Regions from separate parts of the Homo sapiens genome. Here region 2 is linked to region 1. The links are chromatin loops, found by intact Hi-C in ENCODE. Cell type or tissue: CD4-positive, alpha-beta T cell. All regions are shown on one strand.

Evidence for each region. A loop is a pair of places that touch in the nucleus more often than their neighbours do. Peaks named below come from ENCODE experiments on the same cell type or tissue, not always from the same donor. Only the 100,000 strongest peaks of a DNase experiment are listed, where the experiment ranks them.
Region 2: it touches region 1 in a loop (2.2-fold over the local background); 7 of 110 quality-filtered maps call a loop at or near these places.

What each region holds. Positions count from the first base shown.
Region 1 is chr13:99,076,325-99,081,324 of GRCh38, forward strand. It overlaps a transcript of DOCK9 not described here. Among named protein-coding and RNA genes, the nearest start is that of DOCK9-DT, 7.9 kb to the right of the region's middle. In CD4-positive, alpha-beta T cell, a CTCF peak has its summit at 2,350; a DNase peak (open chromatin) is centred at 1,907; H3K4me3 peaks cover 108 bases; H3K27ac peaks cover 1,216 bases.
Region 2 is chr13:98,885,145-98,890,144 of GRCh38, forward strand. DOCK9 (dedicator of cytokinesis 9) reads right to left here. Exons shown (of 53, transcript NM_001366683.2): 16 at 3,488-3,567; 17 at 3,216-3,403; 18 at 3,014-3,079; 19 at 1,388-1,480; 20 at 564-687. Among named protein-coding and RNA genes, the nearest start is that of DOCK9-AS1, 56 kb to the left of the region's middle. In CD4-positive, alpha-beta T cell, no CTCF peak of the experiment used is centred here; no DNase peak of the experiment used is centred here.

The DNA.
Region 1 (5,000 bases):
CAGTGTCTTCTTTTACACATTGGAGCTCTATGGAATTGGTGAAAACAAATGGTCCTAACATAGAAAATTAATCTTATACATTTTGTACAAGATGTGTGGCTGCTTTAAAATCCTATGCAAAGATCCCCATACGGATTTACAGACAATCTGAACAGCTTTTCCTAAACTAAAACAAACACAGAACCAGCCTCAAAGTGATACACATTCTGATGTGCAAAAATATTGGCAAATTAGTCATATGTAGCAATGAGAAACTCATGATATGATAGAGCCTGTGCATTAGGAAAATTAATCTGGCAGCAGGAGGTAAACTGGGATGAAATAAATAGAAATGGGTGCAGGGAAGAGAAATTAGAGGTAATAGGAAATACGAAAAGGATAAAATGAAGATATAGAGTCAGATGTAGCATCTTCAGGGTTTGTTCATTCATCCAAAAAATATGACTGAGCCCCTGCTATGCACCAGGCCCTGCGAAAACCACGGTGAACCAACAGTCCAGGGAGGGAAAAAGACATTAAGCAAATGTACAAAAATAAATAAATAAATAAATTGTGATAAGTGGTCAAAGGAAAGGAACAGGCAGTGCATGCTTTAGTTTGGGTGGATAGGCCAGGACATGCGAGTACAGTTTCAAAGGCCAGAGAGAGTGGCCTGGCAACTGAGAGGGGTGGCCAGGGGTCATGATTATTCCAGGCAGAAGTGAGAGCTTTTTACCTCCTGGAGTATGAGAGAGGCTGGCATACATGGGAGGGTGGTGTCTGATAAGGAGAGAGCCTTATGGTCCAAGGGAAATAGTTTGTATCCCAAGGGCAATGGGAAATACTAATGTCTTCAGGGTTTAGAATTGAACCTATAAGGATGGATTAATTACGGTAGCAAAGAAACCAGATAAGAAGGATCCTATCCCCTATGATATGGTTTGGCTCTGTGTCCCCACCCAAATCCCCAGTGTTGGAGGAGGGGCCTGGTGGAAGGCGACTGAATCATGGGGGCAGACTTCCCCCTTACTGTTCTCATGATAGAGTTCTCATGAGATCTGGTTGTTTAAAAGTGTGTAGCACCTCTCCCTTTGCTCTTCCCTTTTCTTGCCAGCCATGTGGAGATGTGCCTGTTTCCCCTTCACCTTCTGCCATGATTGTAAGTTTCCTGAGGCCTCTCCAGAAGCAGAAACCTGTACAGCCTGCAGAACCATAAGCCAATTAAACCTCTTTTCTTTATAAATTACCCAATCTCAGGTATGCCTTTATTGCAGTGCAAAAATGGACTAATACACCCTACTACTGCACAGACCAGGAAAGAAAGGAGACAGGAAAGGGGATGCCAGGTTGCAGCAGGCATCAGTGCTGCTCACCAAAGATGTGAGTCCTCCTTGCAGACACATAGAAAGGACTGTACTTCCCTGCTCCTGGAGTTCGGTGCTGCCATGTGATTTGCTTTTGCCACACAGACCTGCCACATTCAAGATGGGGGCTGTCCCATCAACTGAGGTCCCAGGACAATATGGAACTAGGCTCCCAGCCCACACTCAATGGAGAGGTAGCGTGTGGAAGAAATAAACCTTTCTGTTCTAAGCCACTGAGATCTGGGAGTCCTTGGCCCATAACGACTGATTCATGACAGAAAGTAACGAATGTAGTGGTTCTTGAATGAGGAAGGCAAAGGAGATAAACAGAAGAGACACAGGAGGAGTTACAGATTTCATAGTTGGTGATGAAATGACACTCCCCACTAAAACAAGAATGTAAAAAGGACAACCTAACTTGGGATGAAAAGTGGCAATTTATGTTTCATAGATGCTGAACTTAAGGAGCTGGTAGGACAGCCAAGTAGAAGAGTCAGGCAGGAAAACAGAAAAGCAGGTCTAGGGCGGGGCACAACATGCGGTAGAAGCGGGGAGAATCAGAACTGAGATAAAACTGTGGAAATTGCAAAGAGGTGGTGCCCCCCTTCGGAGTGAAGGGAAACAATTAAATTCTATAAACCAGTGGTGGAGAAGAGACCCTTTAGGAATGCCCCTTTGTGGTGACTACAACAAAAAGAGTGAAGAAGATAAAGGAACAGACATCAGAGAAGGAGGAGGAGATGCAGGAGAATCCTGTTCCACAGAACGGAAGAGGGTGCTTAGTCGTATGGGGTGAGCCCTGAGAGGCCGCCCCACACTAAGGACATGAGCAGGTCACAGGGATAGGGAGCTGTGGATGGTGAGGAAGCAGAGGCAGACCAGCCAGTGTAGAAGTAAAGATAAGAGCTGGGTCAGTAGAGCCAAGAAGCCCCAGGCCAGGGAATAGCCAAGGGCAGAGCCTGTGACAGATAGCCTCCGGCATCTCAGAAACTCCCAGCCCTCCTCTCTCCACCACTTGCTAAGTTCTGAGCAACTTTTTAAAATTGCAGAAGCTCAAATATACAACAGGAAGAAAAAGAACTATCTCTCAGGAGTAAGTGGCTTCGCTCTGAGGGCTCCAATTATCACAGCACATTCTCAAATCATTTTCCTGTCAATATTGACCAAAGTGATAAAAGTAATACATGTCAACTGTAGAAATCTGGGAAGGACAGAAAATCGGAAGAAAAAAAAGTGAACTTCCCATCACCCCACATCCAGAGAACCACTGTTAACATTCTGCATTCTGGTTTATGTTAAAGACTAAACACAGATAGGTCAGGCCGATAGCCAGTCAACGAATGTATATAAGAGATTTATGCTAAAGAAAAATAATTTTATGACAGGTACACTTTTAAAACCTCATTCTTATCAAACCTACATTCCATACTGTACAGTACAGCTTATGTCCATGTGAATGCGGCCGTGGAGTTGCAGAATGGGGTAGCCCTCCAAGCAAAAAGTTTAACTTAACACTATGACCAAGAGATCTCTATAGACAAATAGCTACAGGGCAAATATTGTTTCTAAGCTTACTGTTTGACTTTTGTATGGTACTTACAGAGACAGACATTTAGTGTTAACATGGGGAGGCAACAGGCAGAGTGGCTAGGAGCTCAGGGTGTGAAGTTACAGTGCCAAGCTTCAAGACTCAGCCCCCATACCTACACCTGTGACCTCGAGGTAACGTAACCTGTGTGTGAAGCCTTCAGATGCATTCTAGGGCATCATAGGTGGTCAATAAATGCTGGCTCCAGAAATATTTAGTCAAGATAATCAATCTTCTCCTTTAGTAACATAATAAGAGCTTGCATTTGCTAAGCACTCACTATTAACTACTTCACATGCATTATCTTACTTAATCTTTACTTTTAAAAAACTCTGTAAGATAATACCTACCAATCCCAATACTCAGATGAGCAAACTGAGACTCGGGCAACGTATGTTGCTCGAAGTCCTCAGCCAATCAGTGGCAAAGCCAAGGCTCACCTCCAAAGCCCAGGTCCAACTGGTTTCTTCCTGAAATTTCATACTTCAAAAATCCCTCTCCAGGCCGGGCGTGGTGGCTCATGCCTGTAATCCCTGCACTTTGGGATGCCGAAGTGGGTGAATCATTTGAGGTCAGGAGTTCAAGACCAGCCTGGCCAACATGGTGAAACCCCGTCTCTACTAAAATTACAAAAATTAGCCGGGTGTGGTGGCACACGCCTGTAATTCCAGCTACCTGGGAGGCTGAAGCAGGAGAATCACTTGAGCCCGGAAGGCAGAGGTTGCAGTGAGCCAAGATTGCACCACTGCACTCCAGCCTGGGTGACAGAGTGAGACTCCATCTCAGATAAATAAATAAATACATAAATATCCCTCTCCAGTCTTACATGATTATTTCCCCATGTTTTATGTGGTTTCTTTTATTTTACAAATAACTCTTATATTTCACTATAATTTATTTCAGTATGTTCTGTAAGGTAGGGCTCCAACATTATTATTTGTAACACCATTTACTGAATGGTAACTCACCATATCCGACTACTGCTCTCATGATACCTAAGTGCCTACACACACACAGGCCTGTTACTGGATTTTCCCTTCCACGTCACACCTCCCATCCCATTCTTGGGCCTGCCTGACAGAAAACAGTCACATTATTTACTCTCAGGATTACACTTAGGGAAGGTCTCTCTAGGAAGCATATGTTCATGGCTGGTTTGAACTTCTTTCCTGAAATAGTTTCAAAAAGACAAAGGAAAAAAAATCTATTTCAGGATGTGTTCTCAGCCAATCAATGAAATTGTTCCCAAAGTTGGCAACTGTAATTTCTCAAAACCTCTCTCCCTTCCTCCAAAAACTTGCTCTTCTTTGCCCAAGCCGCTCTGCTCCTTCTTGGTCCTACCTGAGCATACTAAGCATTTGCTCAATTTCTTATTCTTTCCTAGAAAAAAAGGATAAAAGTCTTCCTTATCTCTGCATCTTCCAGGTCCAGTTTAATTCTTAATAAATTCTTTCCCGAATACACTGGTTCTGTGCTTTCATCTTCCTCTGGTCACTGAACCACGTTTGACTCTTTCCATGGTGTGCCTTAGTACTGTTAGTCACCTTAGAGTAGGTGACTGACCCGTCCACCTGTTTAGATCATAAACCCTACACGGGCAAGGGCCTACTCTGACATGGTATCATGTTCTTAGCACCCAGCAGGGAGCCCTGCCCCAGGGTCGGCCCTCAGTAAATGTGGACAGTGATTTCACAGTTCCTTCCCTCCCTGTTCAAACTCAAGGCCTCACTAATGTCCTCCTGACAGTGTACTAATAATCAAAAGGACTAGAAGCCAAAGGAATGGAACCTGCTGTTAATGATATAGTCCAAGATGGGCCTCCACCCTGCTTCCGATATTTTGGGACATTTCTGTTTTCTCCACTGGAGGGTGGAGAAAAACAGTGCAGAGAAGCCCTGGCCAGTTCAGTTATCAGCTTACTGACATCTGATTTTAAATTATAGCCAAAAACGAGATTTTACCTTACTTGAGAATTTCAAAGAACACCATTACCGGGGTCTCACGTTACCTCCGACAGCACTGGAATCTTGAGCTGAATAAACGGGGCAGTGAGGGAAGCCTCAGGCAGA
Region 2 (5,000 bases), 190 kb before region 1:
ACTTATGAAAGCAAGCCAATGTAAAACCGTCTGATTTTTAAGAACTTTTCCTATCAATTAGAGTAAGAAATTTAAAATGCCCTAAATGTAATCTCTGCAGAACATTGTCTACAATGTACTTAGGCCTTTTCGGGGTTAGAATTCTACAATCTTCTTTTATAAAAATGTACATATGCAGGCTGGGCATGGTGGCTCACACCTGTAATCCCAGCATTTTGGGAGGCAGAGGTGGGCAGACTGCTTGAGCTCACGAGTTCGAGACCAGCCTGGGCAACATGGCGAAATCCCGTCTCTACAAAAAAATACAAAAATTAGCCAGTGGGTGTGGTGCGTGCCTGTAGTCCCAGCTATTCAGGAGGCTGAGGTGGAAGGACAGCTTGAGCTCAAAAATTAAAAAAAAAAAAAAAAATTACATATGCAACCCAGACATGCTACATATCCGTTACCTATAAAATTCATTTAAAGATCCCTTTGCAAAAAGATGGAAATTCAGAATCTTAATACAATTTAAGAACCTAATGTTTCAATTATTTAAAATCAAAGGAATGGTAAGCCCCCCCAACCTTGGGTTTCAACGACATCCCTCTTCTTCGTGCTTCCTTTACTTGAGTTGTCACAGCTGACATGGAAGAATGTGAGCAACAGGTGGTGCTTTTCATGCAGCTGAGTGGGCAACTCTATTTTAATCTGCAAGGGAAGACAAAATAACAACAAAATATTCTAAAAACACAGAAACTCTCAGTGGAAGCAGAGACAGTATGTGTTACCCAACGCATAAACGTGCACTTGTTCTCCGAGCGGATATTAACATTTGCACTCAAAGATACTGAGACTATAAATTGTGCCAAGCAAGAAATGAATCCTGAATTCACCACTCAGAAACAGGAAGAGAGTTGATGGTATTTCTAGGAAGAACTGGAAAACACAGGACAGTAACTGCTACGCTAAGTTACCACAGCCAAGGCATTATGAAGAACCAGGATAGAACATTCCCAAGTAGCATGCATACAGTGGTTTCAATGAATTACATTATATTTTATGTAAGCAAACCCAATGATAAGAAAGAAAGATTCTCAGGTCCAACAAATGTAACTAAAGTATGAATTTGATAGGAAATATACCAGAATATTAATTGTGGTAGTGATAGTGGGATTATGACTTTTTCTTTTCTGTATTATCTGCATTATCCAAATTTCTATTTCTTTTAATAATGAAAATGTTACATTTACAATCAGAATATATAAAAGAAATACTTCAACATGCAGTTCTAGCTCTGTAATTTCAGTGTAATATGCAGCTTCTCTTGAATTTTCCTTTACCAGGCAAATACATTAAAGTTTCCCTTAAAACTGGTCAAATTCGGTTTTCCCTTAAAAACATCACTTACCTCATCATAAAATTCTGGGTTTTGGTGATGGTGTAAAACTGCAGCAAAGGCGCTTCTTGTGAAAACTGGCCCACCAGGTCTGCCATAAATGCACTAAAATAAGAGTTACCAAAGGGAAACATCACGGTTCGATTAAGTAAGAAATTAAACTTGGATATATCGTAAAGGAGGAGGCATTCCTACGGCATAGACTTAGCATCGCCACCTCTGATGGGCCCCAGGCCTGTGAGCCCCGGACTGCTGGGTCCTGCCCACCTTCCAGCTTGCCTTGAAGCCCATCTGCCTGCTCCCCTTCCTGCCCTTCCAGGTCACAGCCCTGGATGATGCCTTGCTCACTGTTCCCTTTCACATTTCCATGCCTTTTCTTATGCAATTCTTCTGTCCAAATAACCTTCGCTTCTGCATGCATCAAGAAAACGCTCAAGCATTCTTCAAGAAATTGTCAACTCCTTCCATGTGTCCCCTCAGCATTTTTCTGTATTAATTTTCAGTTTTGTCCAAAACTTCATTTCATACCATCTGTCCACCAAGATCTTTTTCTCCACGACTGTTTTTCCCACTTGACTGAATTTCTTGAGGACAGATACTATATTTTATATATATATATATATATTTTTTTTTTTTTTTTTTTTTTTTGCATCTTTGTCTCCTTCTCCTCTTAGGAAGTCACTTTAACATAGTCACAGTAAAACAATTTGGGTTATGGAGCTAGACTGCCCGGGTTTGAATCTTGGTTCCACTAATGTTTTACCTTAGGCAAAAAATTCTGCACTACTCCCCTCACCTAAAACATATGGATAATAGGCCGGGTGGGGTGGCTCACGCCTGTAATCCCAGCATTTTGGGAGGCCAAGGTGGGCAGATCACACGGTCAGGAGATCGAGACCATCCTGGCTAACATGGTGAAACCCCGTCTCTACTAAAAATACAAAAAATTAGCGGGGTGTGGTGGCAGGCTCCTGTAGTCCCAGCTACTCGGGAGGCTGAGGCAGGAGAATGGCATGAACCTGGGAGGCAGTGCTTGCAGTGAGCCGAGATCACACCACTGCACTCCAGCCTGGGCGACAGAGCGAGACTCCATCTCAAAAAAAAAAAAAAAAAAAAAAAAAAGGATAATAATAATACTTAACTCAAAAGACTACTGAGAACCAAAAGAGTTAAACACACACTAGAGCAGTGCCTGGAGTACAAACAGCTTTCAATAAAAGTTACCTATAATCTACTGCTATTATTATTACTATACTGTAGTAAACATTTAATAAAATTATCAATTGTTGATCAGTTATTATTATTTCTATGATCAACATTATTCATATCCTAATTCTTAGCACCCACAGTATGAGCACTTGGCTCATAGGTGAACAGTAAGTGTTTGCTGAATTGAGTGTGTATAAGAAACTCTGATCCTTAAAAAGAATAAAAAACAGTCAATTAGGAGCCAGAACCTAAATATTCCATATTCGATAAGATTGAGTATATATGTTTATACATTGTAACATTATATATTTTTGATTTGTGTCAATTAAAATGTGCTAAACTGTTGTAGTTGTACGGTATCATGAAAGTGCATTTTGAAAATGGAAAAATCAGAATTCGTAGGTGAACATATATTAAAAAAAAACAAACCTTAAGGGGCTGAGAGTCTTCCTCATCTGAATCTTTGAATTCAATGCAAATCGCAATATTTCTAGCCTGCAGCAATAAACAAAACAGAATAAGAAAAAACAACAGAAAGTCAGACTATGTAAGTATTTATAAAAGAACATGGGACGCTGAATCTAAAGGGAGGGTTTGACATCAAGAATGAAACCTCCATCTTCACACTCACCTTGGCAAAAGACTTCTGACTGTCGTATTTCAAGTACTTAGGATAAACGTAAAGGTGATTGGTGTAGATGGTGTAAGGCTGAGTGTGTTTTGGTATGCAGGGCACAAATTCCTCCACTTCAAACGTGATGGGAGTTTTACTGCAGGTTTCAAATTGTTTTGTGGGAATGTATGATGAATTAACATAATCTGCAAAGATATTCAAAATAACTCAAACTGAAGTAAAACCCAAACTAATAAAAATTCTGTCTATTATGTAGAACTGACACTTACTAGGGAAGTCTGAGGAAACATTATCAATTGTAATGTCTAGATTGCCTAAAATCACTGGGAGCTTAGCCATCTTCTCAGGTCTGCAAACAAAAGAAGAGAAAAATTAAACATTCGTAAGTTAACTCTAAAACCGACACTCTAGAGCAGCACTTCCAAGAGAAATATAAAGCAAGCCATAAAGACAATTTTAAACATTCTAGTAGCCTCATGAAAAACAGCAAACAGGAACTGGTAACATTAATTTTAATAATATACTTCACTCAACCCAATAGGTCCAAAATATTACCATGTCAGTATTTAATCAGTATAAAAAATGTGTACTCTAAGTCTTTAAAACCAGATATGTATTACTGGTTTTATACTTAAAGCACATCTCAATTCAGACGTCCTGTATTTCACAGGACAGCCACACATGGCTAGTGGCTGCGCACTACACAGTACAGGTCTAGATAAAGAATATCAGCAAAACAGTTACAGCTCAAGTGTTCCTGAATCACTCCAGCCTCACCATAAATATTTGGCTCATTTAGAATCATCACCATTTGGGGGAGCTAAGCTATGAGGATGCAAAGGCAGTAGAATGATACAATGAACTTTGGCGACTTGTGGGAAAGGGTGGGAGTGGGGTGAGGGAAAAAAGACTACACATTGGGTACAGTGTACACTGCTCGGGTGATGGGTGCACCAAAATCACAGAAATCACCACTAAAGAACTTATTCATGTAAGCAAACACCACCTGTTCTCCAAAAACCTATTGAAATAAAAAATAAAATAAAACATACAATCATCACCATCAGGAACTAGAAATCATCTTAGGCTCCAGTGTCCAGCACAATGCTGGGTTCAGAGTCGAAGCTCACTGAAATTGTTGTATTAATATTTGTTCTGACTCAATCCAATATAGGAATCCCCTGTGACACTCCTGACAAGTGCTGCTACTGCCTCACCCTTCCTAGTGACAATGAGACTTCTGATTCAGCGGTTTTGACACTAGTCTGCTCTTGCTCATAGCATAGTGAAATTCACCTCCCTGAAACTTCTACTCACCAAGGGGTCTAGCGATGTTCCTCTATCTTTCAACCACCTATACTACACATTCTGAAGCCCTCTATTCTCAGCACTTTTGCACCTGCCCCAATGTCATTCTCTCCCAGAAGAACCTGCCATTTATATTACAGAGCCTGGAACTGCATACATCTGGCCAGTGTGGGTGCACAGCTGGGTGCACAGCCTCTGTCTGGTTTTCAACAATATACCTGTCTATTAACACAGCCTCAAAGCTATTACTTTTAGGTAGCCATACCATCCTAGTGACTCACAGGAAATTTACAGTCACCTAAAATTCCTACATCTTTTTTCACATGCTTATTTCTTTGTCCTTTATTTATATAATTATATTTTTGGACCTCAGAAGAGAATTTAATTTTTGTCTTGCTGAAATTTCATCGTATTGTGTTTGAGCTATTTCTAGTTTATCAAAGTCCTCCTAGATCCAGATTTTACCACCTACTG